2 separate regions of the Homo sapiens genome follow, and region 1 is linked to region 2. Evidence: chromatin loops called from intact Hi-C (ENCODE). Cell type or tissue: HCT116. All regions are shown on one strand. Each heading gives the region's core, and the rest is flanking DNA. Links, peaks and the distances in the headings are about the cores only.

Evidence for each region. A loop is a pair of places that touch in the nucleus more often than their neighbours do. Peaks named below come from ENCODE experiments on the same cell type or tissue, not always from the same donor. Only the 100,000 strongest peaks of a DNase experiment are listed, where the experiment ranks them.
Region 1: a loop joins it to region 2, with 7 times the contacts of the local background. A loop is called at or near these places in 14 of 110 quality-filtered maps.

What each region holds. Positions count from the first base shown.
Region 1 is chr3:139,103,835-139,119,280 of GRCh38, reverse strand. It overlaps BPESC1 (blepharophimosis, epicanthus inversus and ptosis candidate 1), which reads right to left and starts at 15,096. Exons shown (of 3, transcript NR_026783.3): 1 at 12,860-15,096; 2 at 9,976-10,069. In HCT116, for the core only: CTCF peaks have their summits at 5,631 and 7,265 (motif pointing left); DNase peaks (open chromatin) are centred at 5,600 and 7,280; H3K4me3 peaks cover 631 bases; H3K27ac peaks cover 827 bases.
Region 2 is chr3:138,925,111-138,940,556 of GRCh38, reverse strand. It overlaps LINC01391 (long intergenic non-protein coding RNA 1391), which reads left to right. Exons shown (of 3, transcript NR_121649.1): 3 at 2,121-5,368. Among named protein-coding and RNA genes, the nearest start is that of LINC01391, 11 kb to the left of the region's middle. RefSeq lists an enhancer at 4,016-4,310. In HCT116, for the core only: a CTCF peak has its summit at 4,183 (motif pointing left); DNase peaks (open chromatin) are centred at 4,164 and 4,546; H3K4me3 peaks cover 1,417 bases; H3K27ac peaks cover 1,240 bases.

The DNA.
Region 1 (15,446 bases), core at 3,459-11,458, 180 kb before region 2:
AGCCCCCAAGCTAGAGACCTGGCCTCCATCATGCTTGGCCCCTCACTCCTCATCATGCTGCACATTCAATCATCCAACCAATACATCCTGTCAGTGGCATCCAGTTCTGCACCCTCCACCTGACCTCCATGGCCACAGTCCTCCTTTCAGTCACCCGGGTAACGACCACAGCCTCCTCATGGCCCCAGCCCCCAGCCTCACTCCCTCCATTCCATATTGTCAGCTCTCAAAAACTTAAAGCTGCCCCATTGCTGTCCATAGGATGGAGTCTGAACTCCTTAGTCTTGCTCACAAGCCTGGCCTGTAACCTGCGAGGCTAAGAACCTGCCTCTCTGTGCTGCCTCCCACTGCCTCCATCCACGACTCAAGGTTCCAATCACACTGAACACTTGCAGGGCCTTGACTGGGCCATATTCTGTCTTAATTTGGGACCTCTGCAAAGGACACATAGACACTTAGACACACACAACTTCACCAGGTACTATCCTGATGTCTCCTCAAATGTCCTTCCCTGAACCCCTGGGTTGCACTAGATGTCTCCCTTCTATGTGTTCCAGGGTTCCCCATGCTACCATACCCTTTCTCCGTGAGTTGAGCTCACAGAGGTAGAAACAGATGACGAGATGACTGGTGGGCTGTGCTGGTCTCTGCCAGATGAGGACACAATCAAGCCTTTGGTCAAAGACATGCCATCTGTGTGACCAGGCCTGTCTTCACTGGGCTCAGAGAACCAAAGAAACTGGGCTGGTCTAGGCAGCCAGACTGCAGGGCTCCTTGCTCCATAGAGATGCCACGACTAAAGCTTCTCCCCACTCCTCAGCGCCTCCCTTTCTACCTGGAGGACCCAGCCAGTTCCCACAAGGGTGTAACCAGAGCCTGCAGGTTCCTGCAGGAACTCTACTAGATGAACAGTTACTGACAGGAAAGGCTTGAGAACATTCTGGAAAGAAGACATTCCTGGTCTAGAAATCCTATGTACTGTTAACTCTCTCTGGGAAGAAGAAAGGGCTGCGGGTCATGCCAACACCCAGGAGTCTCCTTTGGACATCCCATTAATAGAGTGGGGCTCCCTAGGAATGCATTTGCTGCTCTGCTGATCCAGAGGGATATTCCACCAAACCACCCACCCCATCCACCCCCAAGACAGCAGCCCCAGTCCAGGGGACCTTACAGTGTGCATGCCCCTGTGAGTGGTTCTTCCTCCTGACCCATGAGTATGGCTCAGCTCTGTGCTGGGCAGGGGGAAGCCAGCATGCTGGGTTTTTGTCTGCAGGAGAAATCTCCCCACTGCCCACCCATGGTCCACAAACAAGAGGCTCCTAAGCTTTCCAATGACCAGGATGGAGAGACGTCAGTTAGTCTCTGTGACGGTTTATTTTATGTGTCAACTTGGCTGGGCCATGGTACTCAGATCTTTAGTCAAACATGTCTGCTTGTTGCTGTGAAGGTATTTTTAGAATGATGTTAACATTTAAATCACTAGACTTTGAATCAAACAAATTACCTTCCCCGATGTGAATGGGTCTCATCCAATCAGTTGAAGGCCTTAGACTGACATCCCCCAAGGAGGAGAAAATCTGCCAGCAGACTGCCTTCAGACTCAACTGAAACATCACCTCCTCCCTGGGTCTTTAGCCTGCAGCCTACTTGCTCTCTCTTGTCTGTCTCTCTCTCTCCCCCTGTGTGTATGTGTATACACATACACACACACACACACACACACACACACAGTCATGCATTGCTTAACAACAGGGATACTTCTAAAGAAATGCATCATTAGGCAATTTTATCATTGTGTGAACAGCATCGAGTGTACTTATACAAACCTAGATTGTATAGCCTGCATGGTGTATCAGACATCTAGGCAATGTGGTATAGCCTATTGCTCCTAGCTACAAACCTGTATAGCATGTTACTACACTGAATACTGTAGGCAATTGTAATGCAACAGTAAGAATTTATGTATCTAAACATAGAAAAGGTACAGTAAAAATACCCTATAAAAGATTTAAAATGTTTGCTTACCCTGAACAGAGCCTGCAGGACTGGAAGTTGCTCTGGGTGAGTCAGTGTGTGGGTGGTGAGTTAATGTGAAAGGCTAGAATATTACTGTACACTATTGTACACTTTATAAACACTGTACACTTAGGCTATACTAAATTTATTTTTTAAACTGTTCACTCTTCAATAATAAGTTACCCTTAGCTTACTGTAACTTTTTTACTTCATAAACTTTTCAATTTTTTAACTTTTTGACGCTTTTGTAATAACACTTAGATTGGGCTGGGCGCAGTGGCTCAAGCCTGTAATCCCAACACTTTGGGAGGCCGAGGCAGGTGGATCATGAGGTCAGGAGTTCAAGACCAGCCTGTCCAAGATGGTAAAACCTCATCTCTACTAAAAATACAAAAAAATTAGCCAGGCATGGTGGCGGGTGCCTGTAATCCCAGCTACTCGGGAAGCTGAGGCAGAGAATTGCTTGAACCTGGGAGGCAGAGGTTGCAGTAAGCCGAGACCACACCACTGCACTCCAGCCTTGGTGACAGATCGAGACTCCATCTCAAAAAACTGTGTATATTATATATAATGTAAAATAGCCTCAAGCAGGTCCTTCAGGAGGAATTCCAGAAGAAGGCATTGTTAATGTAGGAGATGACAGCTCCATGCATGTTACTGCCCCTGAAGACCTTCCAGTGGGACAAGATGTGGAGGTGGAAGACAGTGATATTGGTGACTCTAACCTTTTGCGTGTGTTCGTGTCTTAGTTTTTAACAAAATAGATTAAAAGGTTAAAAAAATTAAAAACAGAAAAAGGCTTACAAAATAAGAATATAAAGATAGAAAATATTTTTGCATCGCTGCACAGTATGTGTGTCTATGTATATTTATATATATTTATATATTATATATATTATTTTTTTCTATTTATATATTATATAAATATATATATTTATATATTATATATATTATATTATATTATATTATATTTAACATTTAATATATTATATTATATATAATATATAATATATTATATATATTTATATAATATATTATATATTATATATTTATATTATATATTATATATTATATATTTATATTATATATTATATATTATATATTATATATATTTATATAATATATAAATATAGAAAATATATAATATTATAAAATATATTATATATTTATAATATATAATATATTTATAATATATAAATATATAATATTTTATATATGATATATAAATAATATATATTTATAATATATATTTATAATATATATTATATATTTATAATATATAATATATATTTATAATATATATTTATAATATATAATATATATTTATAATATATATTTATAATATATAATATATATTTATAATATATATTTATAATATATAATATATATTTATAATATATATTTATAATATATAATATATATACAATATATATTTATAATATATATACAATATATATTTATAATATATACTATATATTTATAATATATATACAATATATATTTATAATATATAAATATACAATATATATTTATAATATATAATATACATTGTATATTTATAATATATAAATATATAATATATATTTGTAATATATATTTATACATTATTTATATAATATATTATATATATTATATACAATATATATAATATATTATATTATATATAATTATTATATATAATTATTATATATAATTATTATATATATTATATTATATATATTATAAATATATATATTTTTTATTTTATATATTTTTATATTTAATATATATTTATATATATTTAATAAATATATAAATATATAAAATATATATATTATAAATATATATTTTATATTTTTTATATATTTAATATATATATTAAAATACATATATTTTTTAATTTCTATAATATATATTATATAATATATTATATAAAATATAAATATAATATATATATTATAAAATATATAATTATATAATTATAATATAATATATATAATATATAATATATTATATATAAATTATATGTAATATATAATTTATATATATTTATATATATAAATTATATACATTATATGTATTATATAATTTATATTATATATATTATATCTATAATATATATAATATATTAATATATTATATTATATATAATTCATATATATAATATACATAATATAATATATTAATATATTATATTATGTATATTATATATATAAATTATATATAAATATATTATATTTATATATTATAGAAATATAAATTACATATATATTATATAAATTATATATTATATAAATTATATATTATATAAATTATATATTATATATAAATATAAATATATAAATATAAATATATAAAAATTATATATTTATATTTAAATATACATAAAAATATAATATTTTTATATATAAAATATAAAAAAATATTAAAATATATAATATATAATATATAAATATATATTATATATTTATTATATATTTATATATTATTTATATAATATATTATATATATTATATAAATTATGTATATTATATAAATTATATATTATATATAAATATAAATATATAAATATAAATATACAAAAATTATATATTTATATTTAAATATATATAAATATATATATTTTTTAAAAAAATAAATAAAATATATAAATATAAATATATATTATATATATTTATATTATATATAATTTATATTATATATATTATAATGTATATTATAATATAATATATAATATATTATATATTTATATATTATAATATATTATATATTATATATAATATATTATATTGTATAATATATAATATACTATAATATATATTTTTATATATTATATAATTTGTTTTATATATTATATATAAATTATATATTTAAATATAATTAAATATATTATATATATTATATATTATATATAAATTTCATATATAATATATAATTTGTATATATTATATAATTTGTTTATGCCAGTGTCACCACAGACACACAAGTAATGCATTGTGCTTCGACATTATGATGGCTACAGCATCACTAGGCAATAGGAATCTTTCACCTCCGTTATAATCTTATGGGACCAGCATCCTATATGCAGTCCACCATTGACTGAAACATCATTACGCAGCACATCACTGTGTGTGACACACACACACACACACACACACACATTCTATTGACGCTATTGTTCTGGAGAGCCCTAATACAATTTCTCTCCCTGTTCTGGATTCTACCTTGGCCACCCTTTCCTAAGGTGCATGGGTGCATAAACACACACAGATGATACCCACCCAGAAGTAAACTTTAGGTCTTTATTCACCCACAGACACCTGTGGTAAGTCCAGATGATACATACAGTTGGAAATGGGTACAAGGTCCTGGACAAGGTGACCTCATGCCAGTCCTCCCTCAGACTAATTTACAGATGGCAGCCTCCCTGACGGCAGGCAGGTGGGGTAAGTGCTCTGCCACCTACTGAGTGCATATTCTTGGACATGCAACTTGACTTCTCTGAGCCTTAGCTTTTTCTTCTGGAAAATGGGGATAATAATACTATATGTGTCACTGGATTATTAGAAGAATGAAAGGAGATAGAGTGCCTAACGCAGCTCATCGCTACTCCCAACAGGACAGTTCCAGTAATTCAATGTTATTCCCTCTTATGGTACACACCCATGTCCACACTGTCCAATCTATAAACAAAAAGACTGTTAAACAGGGCTTACGGTTCGCTTCACAGAGGCCTCAGGAGAAGTCTCCATGCTTGCTTTTAAATCAACTCTTTGTTCCCACACAGACTGACCACCGTTATCTCCTTTGACTCTCACTGCATCATGCAGTAGCAGGTGGCTAACCCCATGCACCAGGAAGGAAAGTGAAGCACAGGCACAGCCCATGACACACTTTGTGTGAGATGAGCTGGAACCTGCAGCTCCTGGCTCCAACTCCTAAGAACTCCTCTACTCAGCAGGGCTCTGCAGGTTCCCACTGGGTCCACTTGTGCAGAAGGGATTGTGAGGCCGCCCATGCCAGAGGCAGCTCCCTGCACCCTCAGGAAAGGCTTCCTTACCTCTAACCCAGACCTTCCTGGTCTGCTCAGCCTGCTTCTTTGGACTTAACTGGAGCTGCCACCCTTAACCACATCTATTCCATGTCTCTGTTCTTGTATTCTCCCAAATATCCAGAGCCCAGTTTCTTTCCTTTCTTCTCTCTTAAGATTTATTCTCCAAGCTTCAGCCTTACAAATCTGCCCTAGCCAGAATCTTCTGGGGACACAATAAAAACACAAACAGTTCTTCACTTGAGGCTTTCTCTTGGCAACCATGTGTAAAGACTCCCAAACAACAGATAAAATAAGTTAATCTGGTATTTAGGACATTGTCTGAACATGGAACTGGACCAACTGGAGAGGCAGGGTGTGTCCAGAAGGACACAGGCAGGGTGTGTCCAGAAGGTGGTCAAGAACCTGCCTTCTACTCTTCTCTCTGCTACTACCCAGGTGGGCTTGGGCAACTCATTTTGCCTATTTGTGCTTCAATGTCTCCAGTTATGAAATAAATGAGTGAGTTGGATAGAGTTGGATAATTTCTAACGTCCTAAATATCTAGGATTCTCTGACATACTGGTTCATCCTCATATATAAGTTATCACTTACATAAGGAAGAAATCTATATCATGGGTGTTACTCTTGTCCCAAGCCTCTGGCAGACATCACTGGTTGACAACAGCATTCTTTCCTTCTAAGACAGACCCAGCCTCAGAAGCTTTCTCTACAGAGCACTCCAGTAGCTACTACCAATCAACCAGTACAAATAAATACAACTATTTGTATTAGAAACATTCAAGACCCTAAAAGCTTGTCCTCATCAGGATCCTCCAATACTGCCCCACCCAGGTGTGGGGCCTGCTGGGGCTCTGCAGTGTCTCTGAGGCTGGATTTCAGGACTCACTCGTCTCCCACAGATGTCTGGACCATCAGGCAAGCTGGACCTGTCCTGGTCACTCCATAACTCCCTGGCATCTGGTGCCCACAACCCAGGACCCACAGAAGCCTTGGAAGATGTCTCAGAAGCAGAAACTTCTGTCCTAAGGAAAAATTCCAGAGAAGTGGAGGCACAAAGTGTGGGCCAGGGCATTGCCAGACCCACCCCAGGGCTGCCCAACACACACACGCACACCACACCCACGCTCTCTGTCCAGCTCAGGTATTCACGCGTGCACACACACACACACCCGGAGAAGAGCTCCGGGGTGAAAACGTCCTGCAACAGTGCCATCTAGTGGGAGCCGGGGTCTGTCCTGCCCTCACAGGTTTCCTCCGCGAGCCCCAGGGAGATGGTCTTAAGATCCAGAGATGTGAAAGTTGTGGCTGCTTCTTGTGAAGAAAAATACAAAATAAGCAATAACGGGAGACTCTGTCTACCTTGGGATGTCTCACTGCCCCCCTCAATTCGCACCTGTACACAAGGCTAACTGGCCCAACCACCACCATCCCTCTATCTACAACACATCCCCAAATCCCTGCTCTCTGCCTTCAGCCCTGTGAAATTCTGGCCCCCTGGGGTCCTGCTACAGCCCCTTCTACCCCAGCATATGGTCTCTGACTCAGTCACACATTTCCAGGAAACATGGGGAGGACTCTAGCCAGATTCTAGCTCAGCTATTCCCCAGTTTTGTAGTTTCCTACATCCGAACCTCAGTTTACTCTTCTGTGAAATGGGAGAATGTCTTTGTGACTAGGTTGCTGTGAAGATTAAACAGCCTTTTCCAGAAGGTCTCTGGCTGTGATGCCTGAAAAATCCCAGCAGCACCAAGGAGGTTCACAGCTCTAAGATGGTCAGGAAGGCTATTTGCTAGAGGCCAGGATAGTTCTCAACCCTACAGGGGATGGAAAACCCAGACAGTCCCTCTCCCTCAACACTGGGAACTCTGCCCCATCCCTCTTACATGGGTGGGGTAAGACCACATCCTTTTAAATAATTAAATACAACATAGGATCCCAAGCAGGAGAACCCCTCCTTGCCTTTTAGAGACTATGGGAAGATCTGTCAGAGCTTAATGCTTTCAGGCTGGGCGCAGTGGCTCACACCTGTAATCCCAGCACTTTGGAAGGCCAAGGCAGGAGGATCACTTTGAGCTCAGGAGCTTGAGACCAGCCTGGGCAACATGGCAAAACCTCATCTCTACAAAAAAAATTCAAGCTGGGCATGGTGATGCACACCTGTATTTCCAGCTACTTAGGAGGGTGAGGTGGGAGAATCACTTGAGCCCAGGAAGTGGAGGTTGCAGTGAGTTGAGATCGTGCCACTGCACTCCAGCCTGGGTGACAGAGTGAGATCCTATCTCAAAAAAAAAAAAGGAAAAAAAGAACTTAATGCTTTCAGGTTCAAATGTTTCCAGCCAGTGTAACAGAGCAGAAATACTATCACTGATCATGGCAGAGGACTTTAAGAGGAGGAAGAGCATTACTAATCCCTCCTCAGCAAAGGAGACTTTTCCCAGGGGTCTGGGAGACTAGCTGTACACAGAGGGCTTCTGTAAGGAAGCCAAGGGACAAGGAGGCCCTGGAAGCCAGGAGGCTGCTGTGGCTGAACAGGAGGAGATGGAACAGTGTTGCTGATTCTGCAGCCTGAGGATGATGACACCCCAGGCTCCAGAATACAGTGTCCAGCCACGCTGCCTGCTTGCAGAGGAAATGAAACCCTGCCCATTCTTCATACCTGTAGGAAGGGGAAGAAGCCTTAGGTGGTGCTCCTAAATGGCCTGTGTTGCTAGGGAAGGACCGCTGGATACTGAAGCAACCACGTCCAAACTCAACTTCAACGCTCATTCATTCGCTGCATGGGTGGGGGCCCAGAACACAAGCAGCTTCTCAAAAGGAAGCTTCGTGGCTAGGCAAAAGCTGAAAGACACCTCCTGAAAGTGAAAACGTAACCAGCAAATCTAATAAAGTCGGCCCCAGTGAGAAACCTGCAAAGCAACCAAGATGACATGAACAGCAACAGCCAGGCCCTTCCTGCGCCGGGGGCAGGTGCCAACAGCATCAAAGTCCTGTGGGCCAAGGGCCAAGAGCATCAGAATCTGGCAGAAGAGACAATTCCTCTCTAGACTTGGCAGATCCAGTCTCCCAGTGTGAACCTGCCTTTTGGCCTGAGAGCCAGCAGCCCCAGCCTACAGATACAGTGTCCTTGCCTCTACCTGAACTTAATTCAAACCATTCTGCTCAACCCTAATTTGGAGCTTTTATTAGGTTTTAAGTTACACTATATATGGCACAATAGAAATATTTTTTCAGTGTTAAATTGGAAACATACCACAAGAGGATTTTTTAAAGCCTTTTACAACATTGTAGACTGAAATGTCTTCAACTCTCCAACCAAAATCTAACCAAGGTAACCTTCACAGGAAAAACTTTGATATCAAGAGAGGTATGTATCCTCTGGAATGTGCTTTTCTTCCTCTTTTCCAAAAGCAGTCAACAATATTCCTCTAATCAGTCTGCGGTGTGTTAGCATTGAAAGTAGGCATACTCTGGGGGTATTCCCAGGAGAAATAATGGCAGATATAGGCAGAATAAAATCACCATGCCCCCTGGCCTTTCAAATGAACATGTCCATCACCACCATCTGTCATATAAAGTGAGGCCTGGAGAGCAGGTCGTGCTCCGAATGGATCAGGCTAGGGTTCCTTGCTTGCCTCACACTTGAAGCACTCTGTACAGGAGACCATTTCCGTGGCAAGAGAGGGGCTAGAGACCAGGACACAGATGGTCTAAGCTCCAGGTGGCCCAGAAGTGCTTATGCTAAGAAATGCTTGGGCTGCCCCGCTAAGAGCAGCTCCTCCACCTAGCACTCCTCACACTCTTAGATGAGGAGCTCCGGGAGCTCATTTGCATCCTGGCTGTAGCCCTGCTGAACATCATAAGGACAGCCTGTTGAAGGACACAGACTCAGGCATATGACCTGGCACATGGCAGAGTCCAATACCTACCTTTGACATTTTGGACCCAACTTGGAATTTTTGAATGATTATAGTTGTCTTTTGAAGAAAATCAAGGCAATGAATAAGCGGCAGCTGATAAATGCTGGGAGAAAGAAACATGACAATCATGAGAATATGCCTATATTTGACCCATACAGAGCAAACTAATTTCCTTTAATTATACCAAGAAACCCTGAACTCTAAAGCCAGAGCATCACTCTCCAAGGTTGCTCTTCACCCCTGTGATCTGACCCTTTTCTCAAGGGCAGAGCAGCTGGCCAACTTGATGCCACTGATACCACAATAGAGGCACTGCAAGCACAGGTCCAGGAGGACAAATGGCCCCTCTGGAGAACTGGGACAGGGTGGGTTCATTCCTCAGTGCACTGGGTAGGATGGGGCTGTGTTTGCTACCAACCCCATAAGCCAACTGGTCAAGTGACAAATGCTGAACAGAATAAAAACAATCTGGCCCCTCCAAGCACGGGGCCTGAGGTTGCACAGGCACCTCTGAGAGGTCCCATTTGAGGATGTGCCCAGCCCACAGCTCTGCCCATGACCCCTCTAATCCTGGGGCTTCCCATATGCCACAGTCAGCACTGGGTCTGGTCCCTGCTCACTGCTGTGGGTATGGATCTTGGTGCTGTGGGAGGCTCCTGTGGGGCTATGGAAACTACACCCTCATGGAATGGCAAGGGATGTGCACAAGCCATGGGCCCGAATGCTGTATCATTTGGACACACATTCCAGGAGGAATTCCAAGCAGAAAAAGGCTTTGGGCTGGGAAAGGCATAAAGAGCTCCCAGAAAGACAGGCCTAGAGTTGGGCCTTGACTGATGGGCAGAAAAGGGAACGTATTTAAGGCAAATGGTATCCGGCCACTGCTAAGACATGGAGATGGGGATGACACAGTGTGTTCAGCAACAGCCACTGTGGGACAAGGCTTGCCCTTGGAGAGGAGCAGGAATAAGTAAAATTTCATCCTCCCAACTTCACTCCCTGGTGTGTCTCCATCACTGAGAGTCCCTTGAGGGTTATCTTCAGATCTAAATGCCACCTGGCAGAGAGAGCAGGCTGGGCTGCTGGAGGAGTGCTGAACCTCCCCTCCTGGCCCAGGCTGAAGGCTTTCACAGCGACTGAAGACTTGGGAGAAGCCGGCTAGTCCCACTGCCCTCTCCCCCACAATCTCGGGTGGCTGCTTCTCCCATTGATAACTCCCTGAGATCAGGTTCGCTCTGCCCTGCTTCCAGACGTAGGGGTCAGAGTGAGCCCTGGGCCTTGGGCACAGCCCCCAGATGCTGAGCAGGTTGAAACCAGACTGGGGCCCAGCCCCCTGCCTGCCCTCGGCCTTGGGAATATCACTGCCCAGGATGGAAACCCAGGGAGCCCCACTGCATTAGAAGGCGGGGGATGGAGCAGTTCAGACCCCTAATGTCAGGAAAAAGTGCTGGTCTGGCTTTCACCTGACCCCTACAAGAGGAAAAGGCCAAAGGTCTGAAGTGGCCCATGGCAGGCACAGCAGCCCCCCAGCTTCTGGGATCTGCCGGGCCTCAGTCTCTTGCTACAGCACCAGTCTCCCTTAACCAGACTCAAGCGGCATATCTGTTAACCCAGCTCACACCCCTCCACTCAGTCCCTCCTACCTCCTTCTCTATCAGCAGAAAGGGGCACCTGGGAGCTCATCTGGGGCTGCCGCACATGCTGGGTTCTCAGCCCACCTCCTCCACCTTGCTCTGCCCTAGGCAGGCGCTGCCAGACCCCACTGCATGGAGCGAAGGACAAGAGCGCAAGGGCCCAGTCCCACTCAGCTCATAGCCCCCAGTGACCAGCACAGGACACTAGGAAGGAACCATGAGCCAGATGAGACCAAACCAGCTCCTGCCCCCAAAAAAACCTATCTGGGGAAGCTGTTGCTCCTTTGTGTACATAATGAAGGATGAGCAGATTCCCACTGCCCAGGACAGCACTGGCTTATACCTGTTATCTCTGTCAAATTCACTCTCAAAAGGATTCTACTTGAGATGCTAAATTATGTGGTTACCCTGTTTTACCACTTGCAAGGCTAGCGAGTGCTCAACACAGGATTAGAACCCAGTTCTAATTAGAACCCAGGCTTCAAAGCTCAGGTCCTACCCACTTAGATGTGATGACTAGCAAAGGCTTGAGGGAGGAAGATGGGAAGCAATCTGGGTGGTGCTTCCATAAAGAGGAGCCTACAGGCAGCACAGACAAGAACAGGAAAAATGCTAGAAAATCTCCTATGGCCTGTCACATGGCCACAGGCTGACAGATGAGCAGGAGAAGAAAGAGCCTAAAGGGCAGAGGAACAGTGCTGCAGAGGTGGCAAGCAGCCTGACCCTCAGGGCCGGGAGAGACAGCCTTAAAGACTCTGCCAGTGATCCCTGGCTAAATGCTAAGATGAGAAGAGATGTATTTTCAAGTAATGGTCTGTTGTCTAATGTCTGTTCACGTTGGCATGAACGAAGAGGTTTGATCTCTGGTTAGAAGCTGGCTATCTAGGACAGCAATCAAAGCCGGACATGACAAGTGCTTAAAAAGACGCTGGGTGGGTGGAGGACGACCCATTCTTCCTCTGGAGCACCATGGACATCTGCTGGGCAGGTCATAGGCAGGCCAGGGTGAAATGTGCAGCCTGGAGACTCGGGGAGGCCTGCAGTGGGGCATGCCACTGCACCAGGAGTTTAGGCATTAGCCCCTGCAGCTTGCAGTGCTGGACCCCATAGTAAACTGTGAGGGCTCCCAGGGCAGGGGCACCATGTGGGCAGAGCCCGGGGCACAGGCTGGAGGTCTTGGCCTGAGAGGGAGTGTCACAAAGCCCAAAGAGGCCCCTAAGCCATCTTTCCTGCCCCACTCTGCCTCCATCTCATCTTACCTTAGCTCCTCTGAAAGGTCCTCTGAAATCCCACTGCTAAGTGGCATCAGGATCCCCTAAATTTAATTAGAAGCCCCTGTTATACAGTATCATAGACTCTGCAATATTCTTTTAGCCAAGGAATTTTATCACCATTTATAAATAGAAATGTGTTTGTTTGCTTATTAACTGATTGTCCCCACTATACTGGAAGTTCCAAAGGGCAAGGACTGTGGCTGTTTTATCCAGCAACATATCTCCAGTATCTAGCACACAAAATAAATGTTTGCAGAGAGGCTGAAAGCATGAAGACATGACTGAAATTCCACCATTAGACATTGTTCCTTAGGTTCTTTCACTTATTCAGGCAACCCACCTTTATTGAGCACCCTACTATATGCCAGTTGGGAAAAATAAGATTTAAAACAAAAATTCTTCTAAGATACAAATAAAATGCCCACAGGAGAGTTCACCTCTAAGATACTACCAGTTACATTAGTGGGAATTTGTTTGGTCAGCTGCATTCCAGAGGGATAGCTGGTTCAGAGGAGGGCTTGGAGAGGAAGAACCCTGGCAGAAGAAAGAGAGGATTCTGCATGCGGGGACATGGAAGAGGAAGACAAGCCCGAATGTGGCTCTGGGCAAAGGTGAGAATCTGGGGGCTCGGGGAGTAAACAGGAGGTGCCAAGAGGCTGGGCAGGGGCACACGAAGGGAGGGACCACACAGGGAAGATCCACCTCACCATTACCTAACATCACCTCCAGGACAAGCCCTGCATTACATATTTTCTACACATCAGCCCAATCAATCCTCATAGCCACACCAAGAGGTAAGCAGTGTTATGTCATCTCACAGAGGGGCAGCTGTGGCCGGAGGAACTGAGTGACCTGTCAGAGAACACAGGTGACTTGGATTCAAACACAGGCCTGTTGACACTCAGCCCTTTCCCAGCCCGGGGCTGCTTCCAGGGCAGCCTCCATCCAGACTCTGTGTGGGGACCTTCATGTCAGTAATTACAGGCTACAGCACAGCTTCCGACGCTGGTTTTAGGAAAGTGTGCTTGGCTTTCACCACAGAGAGCAGGAGGGAGCCACCACCTCCCGGGCTAATCTCACCAGTCAAGGCCTCGGGCCTTGCTTCACAATCAAAAGACCTTGAGAATAAAGGGGCAAGGGTGAAGAAAGTAAATAGTACACACACTCTTCACCAATTGCTCTTCCCAGCTTGGGATGGTGGTCAGTGCTGGTCACTAGCCATATCAAAACCAAAGGGCCGGAGGTGGGGGAAGACCCCAACGTGAAGGGCAGAGCCTAGAGGCCCCATTGGTCAGAGAGGGAAGGTTGCTGGGAGGAACTGTGCATAGCAAAAAAAAAAAAAAAAAAAAAAAAAACTCTTTCCCTCCACTCTCTCCACAGAACTCTTGCCCCTCTCAACCCCATCGGTCACACATAAGCAGCTGTGGTGGCAGGGGCAGCAGCAGGACAAGGTAGCTCTCCATTGTCCTGCCTGTCTCCAGACAAGAGTGTTTGTTGAGAATGGGCAGAAAGGCCAGGCCCCAGCTCCCAGAGGGGCTATCAGGATGTGGGGACAGCAGAGGGGATGCTCAGAGAAGCTGGAGCTCAAAGAAATCAACCCAAGGACTGAGCAGCATGGCCAGATCCCATGTTTTGGGATCCCTGCTAGGGAAGCCAAGGCCACACAAGGAAGAGATTTTGTTCCAGCCACAGAGTGAGGAGGGGAGCTCTGGAGCAGGGCCCTCAGGCCTGGATACCTCCACACAGTCCTGCAAATCGTGTTTCTCGTTGTCTGATGGTATCCCAAGCCCACTCCCTCCAAATCCACTGGGTAGAAAAGGGATAAAGAAGGTATGCAAAGGATATGGGGGGCTTGAGTAGCCCCAAGGATGTGTCTCTCCCTCACTCCCAAGATTTGTGATTTGATCTCTTCCTCCCATATTCCATGGATGTGGTCATGGACCGGAAGCTGAGTTCCTAGTCCCACCCACCCTTTCTCAGTCACTGACAGAGAACAAATGGGAGTCCAGAGGAGGGGTGGAGAGAACCCAGGTGCTTGCAGTATGCAGACCTGCATTTAAATTCAGGCTCCATACCTGCTGGCGCTCTGCCCTTAAGTCACCTTGGCTGTTTCCTCTTCTGTAAAACAGGGGACAGTAAAAGCAACTGCTTCAAAGGACTGCGAAAGGACCCAACAGGCCACGTGCCACGAGCACACAGCAACGTGTTCCTCTTCTTCCTTTCTGTGAAGAAACTCCCCTTCCCACCCACCCACCCATGCAGTCCCTTAGCTTTCAGCAAACACCTCTACAGATTCTTCCATCAGTCACAACTTGGCTTCAGCATATAATATCAAGATCCAATAACAATAACAAAAAGAATCCAACACAAGCACATCTTTGATGAGCCCCTCTGTGGGTCAAGTCATACAAGGGGTGTGAGGATGCTAATAATCTGGTTGGGGAGACCACAGCATCAGCGGGCATATAGCAGACCCTTCAGAAAACTGACCAATGGCTCACATAGCCAGTTGACAGTCACTCTTATCCTCATTCTCCTGTTTTCACAATAGGCTGTCACACCCAGAGAACGT
Region 2 (15,446 bases), core at 172-8,171:
TTTAACAGCTATGTAACCTTGGGCAAAATACCCATTCAAATTTCAGTGTTCTCCTCTATAAAACAGAAATACGTGCGTGTATCAGAATTATTAAAATAATTAAATTTTCTAATTTTTAAGTGCCCAGTTTATAGTAGATGTTCAATAATGTTTTTTCCCTTCCCCTATTAAAAAAAAAAAAGGAAGGAAGGAAGCAAAAAAGGAAAGAAGAAAGGAAGGGGGAAAAAAAACCTTTAGTAATAACTTTCTAGGATTTGACTTCCTAACCCAGCTGGCCACAGGCACCCCCTGCGAGCACCTTCCGGGGCCAGGCGCACGCGATTGCATCCACCCTGCCCTAGCCCCTTGGCCGTGGGAGTGAGGCTCACGCGGTTGCCGTTGCAGCGAACACCCAAGCCCTGAAGGCACAGCTGGTGGGCGCTGAGACCCCGCCCGGGGCTCCTCCAACCTCCCTCTCGCTTCCCCCAAAGCGGTCTTCACACGTTTAGGAGGTTTTCTCTGAGAAAGGCCGTGCTGACCCGCGAAGCGGCACCGACCCAGGGACCTACTCATAGGCTGTCCGGCTGGCGCCTCCAGTCCTCACGCGCCTCCCTCGACTGGTTGATTTTTTCTTTTTTTTTTTTTTTTTCCTTTTCTTTTTCAGAAAAGCAGAAGGTAGCCACCGGGCCAGAGGTTGCAGGGTCAGCCTGTGGGCGAGGCTCCCCTAGGCCTTTGTGGAGAAACGGGAAACCTGAGGGGCAAACGCAGGAAGCGGGTTGGGTCAATTGCGGGCGACCGAGGCGCCGCCAGCGGGTGGGGAGCGAGAGGGGCCAGCAGCCGGGAAGACCCCGGCCTGGAGCGCCTCGTGTCCCCGGGCCTGTTGGCGGCGCTGCAAGCCCAGGTCTTGGGGCGCGAGCTAAGTCCCCCTTGCCAGCTCTAAACAAAATTCGGGGGAGAATGAGTCGGCCAGTCTGGGCACAGGGTGCTCTCGACTGCCGGGCGGCGGGCGGAAGCGCAGGGGCCCTGATCGCCCCCAGAGGTGCTGAGCGCACAGGGCAGTGGCTGCAGAGCCCCGGCGCGAGGCCAACTCGGATCATCCACGTTGGGACCTCAGCCTGCCCGGTTGTCCTTAGTAATAATAATAGTATGAAACCGAGTTTTAAAAAACCTTTCCCCGCATTTTCCTCTATGTACAAGGGAGAACAAGTATTTCTAGGCAGTCAAAGAAAAAAAAAGGGCAGGATCCCAGGAAACTTTAATCTCTATGGACGAGGAGTGAAGGGGAATTCGCCTTTTGCCTTTTTTGTTTGTTTGTTTCTAGAAGAGAAAAAAAGGAAATTCGACACATATTTTTAAAAATCTTCCCCCAACAACCGCTAAAGGCTGTGAGTGTGAGCAGAGAGCCAGGAAACCGAGCCCCCGCCCGCGGTGACACCGGGCCTTTGTCCTCCTTCCTGAAGCCCCCGCGACTGCTGACCGTGCAGAGATAAAGGCCGGGTCAGGGCCCTGTGGAATCCCGAGGGAGGGGCGGCGGGGCCGTCCCATTGGCCCCTTTCAACCCCATGTAGGGGGGTTAGGTGGGCCCAGCTGATCCCCGGAACAGGGGCTACAAGGCCAGGGGCTGTCCCCACCCCCAGGCTCAGACGAGGCACGGATCTGCCTTTCCCCACCCCCCCGAAAGGCTTCTGCCGCTAAATTCCTTGCACCTTGCTCCTACCAGCATTATATTGTCCTACTTAAAGTCTCTGGAGGCGTTAGGGACAGTGGCTCCCCACCGGACCCGATCCCCAGAAATGGAATCGTGCTCAACCTCTGTGGCGACTCTGGTTTTCGCGACCGCTGGGCTCGGTTGGCCGGCCAGATCCGAACCCGTGCATCGCCTGTTCCAGCTGCGCCTCTCAGGGGCGCCTCTGTGCCTTCTCCGGGCCGCGGAGACTCCTCCAGCGCCCGGCCTCGAATTTTCTGCGCAACGCTCTCCTGTCAGCCGCACGGTTCTGCAGAGAAGGCGGGAGAGTGTTTGTGACCCTGCCCTGTAGCTTTCGGTGACTTAAAAACCCAGGTCGCTGTGGAACCCAGTCTCCACGGCATTGCCTTTGCAGGCAGCAGCCTTGGGCTTACACCTGAGGTCGTTTTCTCCACAGACACTTCTGGGTGATGCGAGTGCTGCGCAGCTCAGAACCCTTGGAAGCATGAGAGGAGGACGAGCCCGGCGGCCTGCCGGTGCGGTGATGGAGGGCTCTTCGGTAGCCACACTGCGCGCCTCCCACACACACCTTAACAGTCTTGGGGCCCCGGGCCAGCGCTGCAGCCCAAAGAGACCCTGCAGCCGCATTTTCTCCCAGGCCGTGGCAAACCCTGGCTTCGCCTCCCTTCACCATGGCTTGTGAGGGCAGGAGGCTCCCGGGGGCCGACTTCCCTGACCTGAATGAGTCAGGCACCCTTCTTTATTTTAAGTGGGGGTGTGACCTGAGGAGATAAAGGAAGGACGACAGACCTGGGGAGTGGGGCCCTGCAGCCTCTTGGGCCCGGAGCGCACTCCTTCTCGCTCCCTCCCCTCACCGGCAGGATCGGGGGTCTTGAAACTGGAGCCGCTCACCGGCCGGCGGATGAGAGATAAAGGAGCCCGGCGGCGCCGAAGCGCTGACCAGCAGACCCGGATCCGGACTTTCCCGCGCTCCAGAGCAGCACCCGAAACCCTACTTCCCAGGTGGCACCGACGGCTGAGCAGCTCCTCCGGTGCCATACGGTGTCTCCAGGCACAGACAGTCGTGCTCGCGTGTGTACTGTGCACGCACAAGACTGCAGGATGATGTCCTGTATGAGCCCTGTATTAGCCCCTTTGCTCTCAGCCAGAGGTACACGCATACGTGTGTGCATTTGTCAAGTGTCTAGGGACAGGTGTGCACCTTCACACATACGTGATGTGTATGTGCACACATTTGTAGAACGTTCTAGCATCTATCCTACAGGCACGTACAGGGCTGGCTGCTTCTAATAAGTCATCATTACACCTCGCATTTACACAGGCCTTTTCAGTTCTGGCATGATTTTCAGAATCACCCCGGGAAATACTCTCCTTTCAAAGTTTACAGATGAGGAAACAAGCAAAAAGAATCTAATGGGTACCCGTTTGCACACACTGTGAGAGAGATCGAGGCCAGCCAAAGATCCCGCCCACTGTTGAACTTGGGTGTGTTGGCCGAATGTGCTCATAGATGGGTCTGTTTAGCGCCCCAGGCGACCTCAGGTCCGGCGGGCCTTGGCTCTTCGCCAGGCTTCCTGGGAGACCCACTGCGCCGGGTGTGGGGTCTCAATTCCTGTGCTGATAAGCACTATCTTCTGGAGCTGGGTGACCCTAGTGCCCAGGGCGGGAAGTCGGGAGCTGGCCGGAGTGCCGCTGAGGCGATCCCGGCGGTTCCAAGGCCATGGCTGACCACGCGCAACTGGGTTGCAAAGCCTGGCGGGCCTCGGTCTCTAAAGCAGCCACGCCAGGCAAACGTGCGATGAAAGGATCCTTTCAGCCCACCTACAAACCCAGGAACCCAGGGTTGCTGGAGCAGTGAGGAAATTCCTGCTGTCTCGAATCCCTAGCGCCCTTACGAGACTCGGAGCCCACAATGCCCATTTTACAGAAGTGATTAGTCGGAGGCTAGAGCGGTATAGTGAGTTGCTCAAGTTCAACGCCAGTTGAGTGGCCACAGTCGGGACTGGAATCCCCAATTAAGTGTGTCTGGATCCTTGGTCCACAGTCCCTCTGCCCCCAGCAAGGATCGCTGGTCCCTCTGTCTCCCGCGCGCCCAGGAGCCATCCCGCTACTAGCCTCCGACTTCCCTCGCCAAGAATGCGAAAACTATCATAGCTCTCACCAGCATCATTTAAAAGGTTTCCACATGCTTGGAATCTGTTGCTTGAAAACAAATTCCCTGTGTGCGTTGGCTTTCTAACCCCTCCTAAGGCATCTGGTCCCCCTCCACCCTCTAAGCCCTTGCCGTCGCAGAGTGAGGCTGCCTAAGGGCTGTAGCTTGACCACATCCCGGGGGTGCCCTTGGGCCTCTGCGCCGGGCTCCTGCAGACTGAGGTCGCTGGTCTCTGGGCTCCAAGGCCGCCTCTACCCCGCAGAATCCGGGAGCTGGAAGGGAGCCCGCGGTTTGGCGAGGTCGCCGTTCGGGCTCACGGCCTCGAGGCTGCCCTCTGCTGGCACTGGGCGACATTACCACCGCCTCCCTCGGCGGCTCAGGAGCTGCACCCACGTGAGGGGTTCGCGCAGAGCCAGGCGACCCCATTCTCACTGGGTCCCCAGAGTGGCTGCCGCACCTGCAGCCACTGACGAGACCCTCCCGTATTTCTCAATCCGAGACTTCTCCCCGCAGACACCAGAGGCTCCGGTGCTCGGACCCAGGGACAAGGCAGAGAGCCGGAGCTCTGCGCTGGCAATCCCGCCGCTTTGCGGCGCCCGCCGGGATCCGCGGCCAACCAGGCACGGCCACAGGCGGACGCTGGGGGACTCCGGGGATGGCCCCAGGCTGTGTTCGTCCCCTTTACTCTCCGCCACCATAGCATTGATTGGCGCCCACGGGTCCCGATCTACCTGCCCTCCCCTTTTCAACCTTACTTGATGGTGGCCCAGGCGCTTGGCTGCCTCTGTTTCTTGTAGTGCACTTGTCTCTCCAACCAAATTAAGAGCGCCTCGACGACCGGAAGGGGCTGCTCCCTACCCGCACGGCACAGGCCTAGCTCAGGTTCTGCCGAGACAGAACTGATTCCAGAGGCCCCCATTCTTGCCCTTGAAATAAACTTTAGGCAGTGAGGCGAAGAGACACTTCTGCCTGCTGCATCCATTCTAGACAGGGTGGGGTAAAAATTACTCAGTCATCATATCTATGCATTTCCAGTGCTATGTATTAGGACTTTAACATTTTCACTTTTCCCCTCACAAAGATAATTGAAACTGAAGAAAATTGGGAAAATAAAACATTAAAATGCACAAAAAACACCAACGCGACAATAATCCCATCCCTCCTCCCACAAGGTAACCATGGTTAACATTTCGATGGCATCTTTCCAGTCTTTTATTTATATATTTCAATTAAAATAAGCCTAATTTCCATAATTAACAAATATACATAAAATTTGCAGTTTTGTATCCTGCTTGTTTAAACCTTTCGCCATAGGGTTTTTCTCCATATCTTATTCTTTGAAAAATGATTTTCAATTATTGCTTAATAATCCATCCTTTGGATGAACCATAATTTTGTTATACACCAGCACCAATTATCTGTTTTAGGCCCAGGAAAGTCTCCTTAAGCCACACTCTCTGGATCCGTCTGGATCAGTTAATATATAATCATATAATCAGTAGTTGATCAATAAATGTTGAGCCTTTCTTTTTAATTTTTTGTTGTTGTTGTTCTTTTCTTGTTTGTTTTGAGATGAAGTCTCATTCTGTCGTCCAGCTTGGAGTGCAGTGGCACCAGCTCAGCTCACTGCAACTTCTGCCTCCCAGGTTCAAGCAATTCTCCTGCCTCATCCTCCCGGGTAGCTGGGATTACAGGCGCCCGCCACTACACCTAGCTAATTTTTGTGTTTCTAGTAGAGACGAGGTTTCACTATGTTGGCCAGGCTGGTCTCAAACTCCTAACCTCAAGAGATCTACCCACCTCAGCCTACCAAAGTGTTGGGATTACAGACATGAGCCACTATGCCTGGCCAATGTTGAGTCTTTTGCTAGCCTAACAAAGAGAGTCATGGTCCCATTCTCAGGACACAAAAAATCCACCCAGATATTAGGGACTGCCTTGACCTAGAAGAGGGCCTTCTAGCCCCTGCTGCCAGCCATCTCCCTCTGCTGGAGACCAGTGTAGCTGGGGTGGTGAGAGGGACATCTTGAAAGATGGCAGGAACCAGCAATGTGTCTGAAGAGCTGTCCTAGCCTGCTTCTAGGACCAAAGCCCTGTATCCCCAACTGGCACACAAGATGATGTTTGTGACCTGGGCTACTGTGTACAGTGTCTTGTAATGGTTAGGAGTCAAACATGCCTTCATGTAATCCTGGGTCTTCCCCTTAAAAGCTGTGTGACCTCAGAAAAGCTGCTCAACTTCCCTGAACCTCATTCTAAAAATTGGAATAATAATGCCTACCACATCAAGCTTTTGTAAGTATTCAAACAAATGACACACTTAGCCTAGGGCTGTACAGATAAATTATCAATACACCATAGCTACTGCTTCTTTTGGCTCTGCAGCTGCTATTGCTGTTGTTCTGGCATTAGCTGTGGTCTTGGGGACCACTGCAATTGCCCTCTCCCTCAACTTCTGACCCCATTGCTACTGTTAAACACAAGCTCAAATCCTGGCACTAAGCCGGATCCAGGTCCTCAGGGCTGAAGGAGTCATTTCCAGCATTCTGGTTGGGCTGCTCAGGACCTTCTGACAATCAGGCCTGGGCTTGGGCTGTTTATACTAGAACCGTTAAAACAGGAAAATATGCAAACCCTTCATTCACAAGGATCCGGCTATTGTTGGGTCAGAAATGATATTTTTGTTTCTAGAGTAAAAGGTATATTTGCTGCCTTACACACACACACACACACACACACACACACACACACACACTTTTTTTATTCTTTTGGTTGTGTCTACAGAGCTCAGAAGGCAAAGTAAATGATCTGGTTCATTTGACCAGCTCAAGCAGCCAACCTGGAAAAGTCCCTTTGGCCTGATTGATGTTTACATGTACTCCAACGAGCCTGAACCTCACTGGGCTCTGTTTAGTTCATCCACAGACTAGGCCCTTATCCATCTCCCAGACAAAATGCCTCCAAAATCCATCTCCCAGAAATGATAGGTTGATAGCAACACCACCTCCATCTAGGATGCAGTTAAAGAGGAATTTAATTTTTTAAAAAATTAACCCAACCAGCCTGATCCCAGTAGAATCAACTGCACATCAAAATTTCATGGAAAAAAGTTTTTAAAACACAGATTTCAAGATCATCTTCAAACTAAACAGCTTCTGCCTCTGGAGATGGCGCTTGGCAATCTGTGTGTATCTGTAGTTCCTCCAGGTGATTCTGAAGAAGCCTGTGGAGCCACATTAGGGAATCACTGCAGTTCTCAATTGAATTGAAAACAGGTTTCTCCAGGTGGCCTCCAGAAAATGCAGATTCCAAACAGTCTTCCGTTGGGACCACATGGAATGAGAAAGAGCTTGGGTGTAACTGTGGTGGGGGAAGTGAATACATATTTGTTTTTATGTGCTTTTGATGGGCTGTTGTCTGTGCACACGGCAGGCCTCTTTGGTCACAAGTAACATAAACCCACTAGAGCTGGCTTTAAACCAAACGGGTGGCTGGGGTGGGGGGTGTTTTTATAAGGATTCATGAGTGACCCCTGGAGACCCAGGCAGGGTGGTAGCCAGACTCCCTGAAGGGCTATGCTGCAACAGGAGCTGAGGTGATGGCAAGAACCAACTTTTCCTGCTGCTCTGGTCAGGTCTCTCCTCTGCTCCATTTGAGAGAGGAGCTCCAGCGACAGCTATAATTTCTGAGTGTCAATTCAATCTTCCTGTGTGAGAAAGCTGATTGGTATCCTGGGTCAGGTACTGTCCTGGAGATACACCCCAGTCCTGTCAACTGGAGCTGAGGAAGAGGGTCTGCTGGTAGCTTCTGATGGTCGCTCCTTGTGGGAAGAGGGCAGTCATGGCACTCATGAGAGGCTAAGCAGACACCCCAGGAAGTCATTTGTTTCAGTCTAGCCTGTCCAACCACTCAATCAATAGCTCAAGGATTTTTGATCCTAGCTGCACTACAAAATTGCCTCAGGGGCTTTAAAAACCTATTGTGCCTTGGCTGGGCGCGGTGGCTCACGCCTGTAATCCCAGCACTTTGGGAGGCCGAGGCAGGTGGATCACGAGGTCAGGAGATCGAGACCATCGTGGCTAACACCATGAAACCCCATCTCTACTAAAAATACAAAAAATTAGCCGAGTGTGGTGGTGGGCGCCTGTAGTCCCAGCTACTTGGGAGGCTGAGGCAGGAGAATGGCATGAACCCGGGAGGCAGAGCTTGCAGTGAGCCGAGATCGCGCCACTGCACTCCAGCCTAGGCAACAGAGGGAGACTCCATCTCGAAAAAAAAAAAAAAAAAAAATATTGTGTCTTACCTCCATGTCTTGGGTGTAGCCAGGGTATTGAGATTATTTTTTTAAGCAATGCTGGTGATTCCAATGTACAGCTAAGGTTAAGAACCACAGCCAGGAGCAGTGGCTCATGCCTGTAATCACAGCACTTTGGGAGGCTGAGGCAGGCAGATCACCTGAGGTCAGGAGTTTGAGACCAGCCTAGCCAACATGGTGAAACCCTGTCTCTACTAAATATACAAACATTAGCCGGGCATGGTGGCACATGTCTGTAGTCCCAGATACTCAGAAGGCTGAGACAGGAGAATTGCTTGAACTCGGGGGGCAGAGGTTGTAGTGAGCCGAGATCACACCACTGCACTCCAGCCTGGGCAACAGAGTGAGACTCTGTCCCCCACAAAAAAAGAACCATGGCAATAACTAAATAGGGAACCTACAGCCAATTTAGCCATTTGCTAAAGATATAGCTTCAAAATATCCAATGAAGAGAAAAATTATTAAAATCTAATGGTTTGCACATGGCTTATTTTCATCTAAATTGTACATACCCTAGTCCAAATTTCAAATGCCATGATTATTCACATTTGACATTTTCTAAACTTCTTGACATAAATGTTATGTTAAGTTCCTTTTGTAAAAAACTTGCCTTTCTGGAAATCCTGAGGCACCAGAACATAGGATGGCTCCGCATGGCCTCAGCTGACCCTCAGGCCCCTATAGACCACCAGCCCCTTCTTTTCCAGGGTCTCCAGCTTGCCAGGGTAGTCTCAAAGCCCCCCCAAAAAAACCCGAATTACACTGATCTTGCTTGCCCCTGCCCACAGGCCTGTGCTTCAGGGTTCCCACCCAGGAGCTTCTGACACATTTTCTGGAGGCCAAAGAGGATAAACTCTACCCCTTCAGTCAAGCTGGCAAACACTGATGAAAACTTTGTCCTAGTCCAGGTGTAGTGGCTCATGCCTATAATCCCAGCATTTTGGGAGACTGAGGCAGACAGATCATCTGAGGTCAGGAGTTCAATACCAGCCTGGTCAACATGGTGAAACCTAGTCTCTACTAAAAATGAAAAAAAAAAAAATGGCCAGGCATGGTGGTGCATGCCTGTAGTCCCAGCTACTTGGGAGGCTGAAGCAGGAGAATGGCTTGAGCCTAAGAGGTGGAGGTTGCAGTGAGCCGAGATGGCACCACTGCACTCCAGCCTGGGTGACAGAGCAAGACTCCTCAAAAAAAACAAACAAAACTTTGTCCTAGTGCATGGCAGCCTTGAAGAATATCTTTATTTTGCTTTGTTTCCCTTCCTTATAGTTTTCCCTAAGCAATTAGTCAATCAACAAATAGTTCATAAATAGCTATGATGTGCAAAGCACAAGGTAAAAAAAGAAGGATCACTTCAGAGATCTTGTCACTGGGAGAAATGCAACAGCAACCCCTCTAGGCTTGGCCTTGCATGGATACTAAGGTGCCTATTAAAGGGATCTTTCCTCAGCTGTCTATTCTTTTTAGCTTAACCCAGGGCTAGGACTCAAGCAATTATAGAGGGTGAGGGATGGCAGCAAATAGAAGGGAGCTGTCCTGCCTGGCTGGGTGCAAGAATGAGGGTGGGGTATGAGGGATGCTGCTCTTCCCATGGCTGAATCACCCTGAGAGCTGTTTCCTGCTTCCAGAACCAGAGAGCACAGGCAGCACAAGACAAGACCAAACTGCCTTTTCAAAAGCGGAGAAAGGTGATCAACACAAAGACCAGTGACTGATGGAGGATGTCCAGAGAGTGGGGCTGGGGACAGATACCATGACATTTGAAACTATAGAGAGGGCTTGGAGATCCCAAATGAAGTCTAGGGCTGTGATTTTCAAAGTGTGGAACCCAAATCATCAGCAGCACCTAGGACCTTGTTAGAAATGCAAACTCTCAACCCCACCTCAGCCCCACTGAATCAGCAACTCTAGGGTGGAGCCAGCAGTCTGTCTTACGAAGGCCTCCAGGTGATCCGGATGCAAACTCAAGTTTGAAAACAAATGGTTTACTCTAGGGAAGCCCTCATCCCACACATCCTGCACCTAAAACACATGGCTGGGTGCGGTGGCTCATGCCTGTTATCCCAGCATTTTGAGCGGCAGAAACGGGAGGATAACTTGAGGCCAGGAGTTTGAGACCAGCCTGGGCAACATAACGAGACCACCCCCTCCCCGCCCCCCACCATCTCTACAAAGAATTTAAAAATTAGGCACTGGCCGGGCTTGGTAGCTCATGCCTATAATCCCAACTACTTGGGAGGATCCATGGAGCCCAGTAGTATGAGGCTGCGGAGCTATGATTGTGCCGCTGCACTCCAGCCTGGGCAGCAGCAAGACCTTGTCTCTAAAAAACAAACAAACAAAAAAAGAAACACTTTCAGGCTTTTAGATCCCTGAATGGTTTCCAAGAAGCCAGGCAGGAATTCTGATGTTACCCCAACAAGAATTGTTGCCACTGTCCCCCCAGCCACCAGTCTCCCCTTCCTACTCCCTACTCCCTACCCCTCACCCCCAAACTCCTCTTGCCAGGAATGACTGCTGGCCCAGGCCAGTGACAGAGAGCCAGGAACCTTCTCTAGAGGCTAGGCAACTTGAGCAGAAGCATCCCCCAGAGAGGCTGCCTGGAGTCCTGAAGCTGTTACCAGTTTTTTCTCACAGGCCTTTGGCAGCTGCCCATTTACCTGCCCAGGGTGCTGGGAAATTCCAGTCCCTGAGTTTTGGGGTGGGACTTGGTTGGTTCACTATAGGACAGGAGTGACCAATCAAAAACAGGCTCCAAAGGGGATGAAAGAAGCTAGGCACATGCATCACTTGTTGACTTCGTAGGTGGGGGGTGGGAGGGCTGTATTAGATAGTTTACCCACTGCAGACCTCTCTGGGACTTAGCCATCTGAATGCCAGGATAGTGGTAGTGGGAGACTCAAGGCCAAGTTGCTTCCATCTCCATATTTACTAGCTGGTTCTCAGAGAGTTTTCCCTGGACCGATAGCACCAGCATTCCCTGAAAAAATGCAAATTCTCAACCTCCACTCCACCTGCAAAATCAAAAACTCTGGAGGTGGGGCCCAGGAATTCGCCCTGTAACAAGCTCTCCACGAGATGCGGAGGCTCCCTCACTCAAGTTTGAGGACCACTGACCTTGGGGTGCCCCAACAAACAAAGGATCCAGGCCCCCGCGGGCCGTTGGCCAGGAACTCCGACTTCCCCGCCCCAGTCGCCCGGAGCCCCTCAGTGCCGTGTCTCCGTGTCCCCGCCAAAGATCGCAGGATAGGCAGGCCCGGGGCCGTCGGCGGCAGCCTCGCAGGGAGGAATGGTGGGTGGCCTTGAGATTCCTCTCTGGCTTATTTTGTTCCATTCCGGGAGTAATAATTTGTTTCGTATTGGAATCAAAGGGCCTTTCGTGGCTCTTCCGTTCTATCTCGTCAGCTCTCATGCCCAGTAGGAAGAGGCTCGGCCGCGGTGCGGCGGCTGCTTCGCATTAGGGCGAGCGTGGTCCCCATTAGGCCACCAGCTCCATGCAGAGCTTGTCTCCACTAATGGCACGCATCTGACCGGGCTCTGCGCCGCGACACCCAGGGACCACCCCACGTCCCCCCGCACTGTTACAGATGGCCCCAGAGAAAAGCGGAACTGGGTGGCTGGAGCCAGCCTTGGCAGTCCGAAGAGCTCGTGTCCACTGCCTGGAAGTCACAGCCATGAGTGACTCTGTTTAGTGTCAGACGCTGACCCCAAAAGAGGGCTACAGGCCCTTGTCTCTTCAGGGGAAGTAAATACACAGGCCCTTAGACTTTGGGACCCGGGCCTGCCAAAAGTAACTCCTAAGGAGGAAAGCATGGCAGGGTTTCCCTGAAAGGGTGAGAGGAAAATGGCTGCGTTTTACCTGTCTACCTAGCACCTGTGCCGGAGCCCCTCACAGATGATCAAGGAAACACGGTAGACCTGTTTTTCTCCTGGTTTAGCATCCATTTTACAAACAGTATAGAACATCTAATGAAGAGAATATCAAAAACAAAAAGCCATAGCCAGGCCTCCTGCCTTAATATCCCTTCCAGACAAGGAGGCACTGAAAGCAGCCCCCACCACCCACTGGGGAAGGGGATGGTGTCCTCAGCCCTGGCCAACCAAGGCCGCATGCCTTCCACACACACCTTCTTAAGGGTGACAAAGGATCTGTGCTGTGGACCTGCCAGGGTGTGGAGAAATAGGCAGACCCCTGCAACCACCAGAGCAAAGAATGTTACACAAAAGGCCCCATTGTTCGGGTCAAATTTCACACTTATTTTCTTTGATTTTATTAAATGTTTTATTGCACAAACAATATTGTAGTAATCATGGAAACTCGAAATTCAGATGGAAAGCCAATAACCATCCAACGTCTAACCACTAACAAAGCAATTCTTTTCATTTTTCCATATTGGTACACAATTCCCAGCTGTTTAACAACTGTATGACATATTATATGTCATACATATGTATATGTATAACATATTCAGCCACATGGATGTGGCCCAATTTATTTAATTCCTACATTTAGGATGTTTCCAGGTTGTTCACTACTATCAAAGGGAAACATTGCAATGGGCATTTGGAGATTTGTTTCTTTCCTTTATTTATTGAGGAATGCACATTATTTTAATAACTTTTATGTGATTAAATAGGCAATAGATATTTTTTGCAGGGAATTTGAAAAATTCAGATCATAAAAATCAGCCATAATCCCAAATGCCCTTTTGCTCATTAAGCTTTTCTCACCTCTGGGCTGGGCACAGTGGCTCATACCTATAATCCTAGAGCTTTGGGAGGCCAAGGTGGAAGGATTGCTTGAGGCCAGGAATTCACAAGTAGCCGGGGCAACATAGCAAGACCTGTCTCTACAGAAAAAAAAAAATTAATTAGTCGGGCATGGTGGCACATGCCTGTAGTCCTAGCTATTCAAGAGGATTCCTTGAGCCCAGGAGGTCAAGGCTGCAGTGAGCTATAATCGTGCCACTGTACTCCAGCCTGGGTGACAGAGCAAGACTCTGTCTCTAAAAATAAATAAATAAATAAAGCTTTTCTCACCTCTGAACTCTTACAGCACATGTTCTCTTTACCCCCATGATTTGACTCAGTTGTTTTCATCAGGTCTTACTTTGCGTTTCATGGCTGTTTGTCTTTTCCATACTCCTTAATTGTAATATTATTGAAGGCAAAAACCATGCCTTTTTCATCTGGAAATAACCATGATAGCTAGCTTTTATTTGGTGCCTATTCTATGCCAGCCATGATACATTATCTCACTTAGTTCCCACAAACTATATTTCCTTTTAATATGTAAGGAAAGTGAGACTGAGCAAGATTAAATAACTTGTGCAGGGCCCCCAGCCAGTAAATAGCACAGGGACAGAGGCCAACTCCACATTCTAACTGGGATCTTGCCACTGTAGGGATGTAAAGTAGAACTGTATTAGACAGATGACCTCTAAAATTTCCTGTGATTCATGACAATATTAATCTAGCTGTGGTTTAATAACCTGCTATATCTGCATCAATTACAATACAATACTGTGGGATTTTATTTTAAAAGGAATGTAAATAATGAGGGCTTTATTATCTCACAATAAAGAAGACAGAGATTACTGGCTGTAGGCTATAGGTACAGTCACTCTAAAACTTGGGCACAAGCCCTGCTACTTGTATCTTTTACCTCTGTGGACTGTAACAGACATCACATTCAGAATTTATTTTTCTTTTTTTTTTTTGAGACAGAGTCTCCCTAGAGTAAGACCCAGGCTGGAGTGCATTGGCCAAATATTGGCTCATTGCAAGCTCTGCCTCCTGATTTCAAGCCGTTCTCATGTCTCAGCCTCCCAAGTAGTTGGGATTTTGGGATTACAGGCATATGCCACCATGCCCAGCTAATTTTTCGTGTGTTTGTGTGTGTGTGTGTGTGTGTGTGTGCGCGTGCATTTAGCAGGAATGGGGTTTCACCATGTTGTCCGGGCTGCTCTCGAACTCCTGACTTCAAGTGATCCACCTGCCTTCAGCCTCCCAAAGTGCTGGGATTACAGGTGTGAGCCACTGCACCTGGCCCACATTTAAAATTTAAAAAAAGAAAGAAAGAAAGAAAGAAAAATTCTGATGGGAAAAGGAGCCATTTCTTCCAGACTCTTTCTTAGAAGTCTGATCCACTCTCCCTGAATCCCTCAGTAGAGTTCCCTATTCATCTCATGGGCCAGGACTGAGTCTGTTACATGCTGGTTCCTAAACCAACTGTTGGCAAAAGAATGAGACCACCATGGCTGACTCAGATAACTGGGATCTGCCTAAGAGTAGAGGCCAAGGTCTCTATGATTTTGTTGTTGTTGTCGCATACTCTGCTTATGTAATTTTTTTTCTTTTTTGAGACAGGGTCTCACTCTGTTGCCCAGGCTGGAAGGCAGTGGCACAATCATAGCTCGCTGCAGCCTCGAACTTCTGAGCTCAAGCGATCCTCCTGCCTTGGCCCCCCAAAGTGCTAGGACTACAGATGTGAGCCACTGCACATGGCCCTATGTAATATTTGAGTTACTTATATCCTTGAACAAAATCAGAGTTCCCTGACAAGGAAGAGAGGATGAAATGGCTGATAGGGAGACAGATAATACTATAATCTTAAAATAAAAAAAAGTACCAGCTGGGCACAGTGGCTCATGCCTGTAATCCCATCACCTTGGGAGGACAAAGTGGGAGGATCACTTGAGTCCAGGAGTTAGAGACCAGCCTGGGCAACGTGGCAAAACCACATCTCTACAAAAAAATTAACCGCTGTGGTGGTGCATGCCTGTGGTCCCAACTATTTGGAAGGCTGAGGTGGGAAGATCACCTGAACCTGGGAGGCGAAAGTTGAAGTGAGCTGAGACCTCACCACCACTGCACTCCAGCCTGAGAGATAGAGACCCTGTCAAAATTAAAAAAAAAAAAAAGGTACAGAAATAATGAATATATGTGAGCTACAAGTTAAGCAGTCTGAATATTTCCTTCTCTCACTTGGAATATTATTACTCATCTTTATTTATTTATTTATTTTTGCAATGGAGTCTCGCTCTGCCACCCAGGCTGGAGTGCAAGAGCGCTACCTTGGCCCACTGCAACCTCTGCGTCCTGGGTTCAAGTGATTCTTCTGCCTCAGCCTCCTGAGTAGCTGGGATTACAGGTGCCCACCACCATACCTGGCTAATTTTTGTATTTTTACTAGAGATGGGGTTTCACCATGTTGGCCAGCTGGTCTCGAACTCCTGACCTCAGGTGATCTGCCCGCCTCAGCCTCCCAAAGTGCTGGGATTACAGGCGTGAGC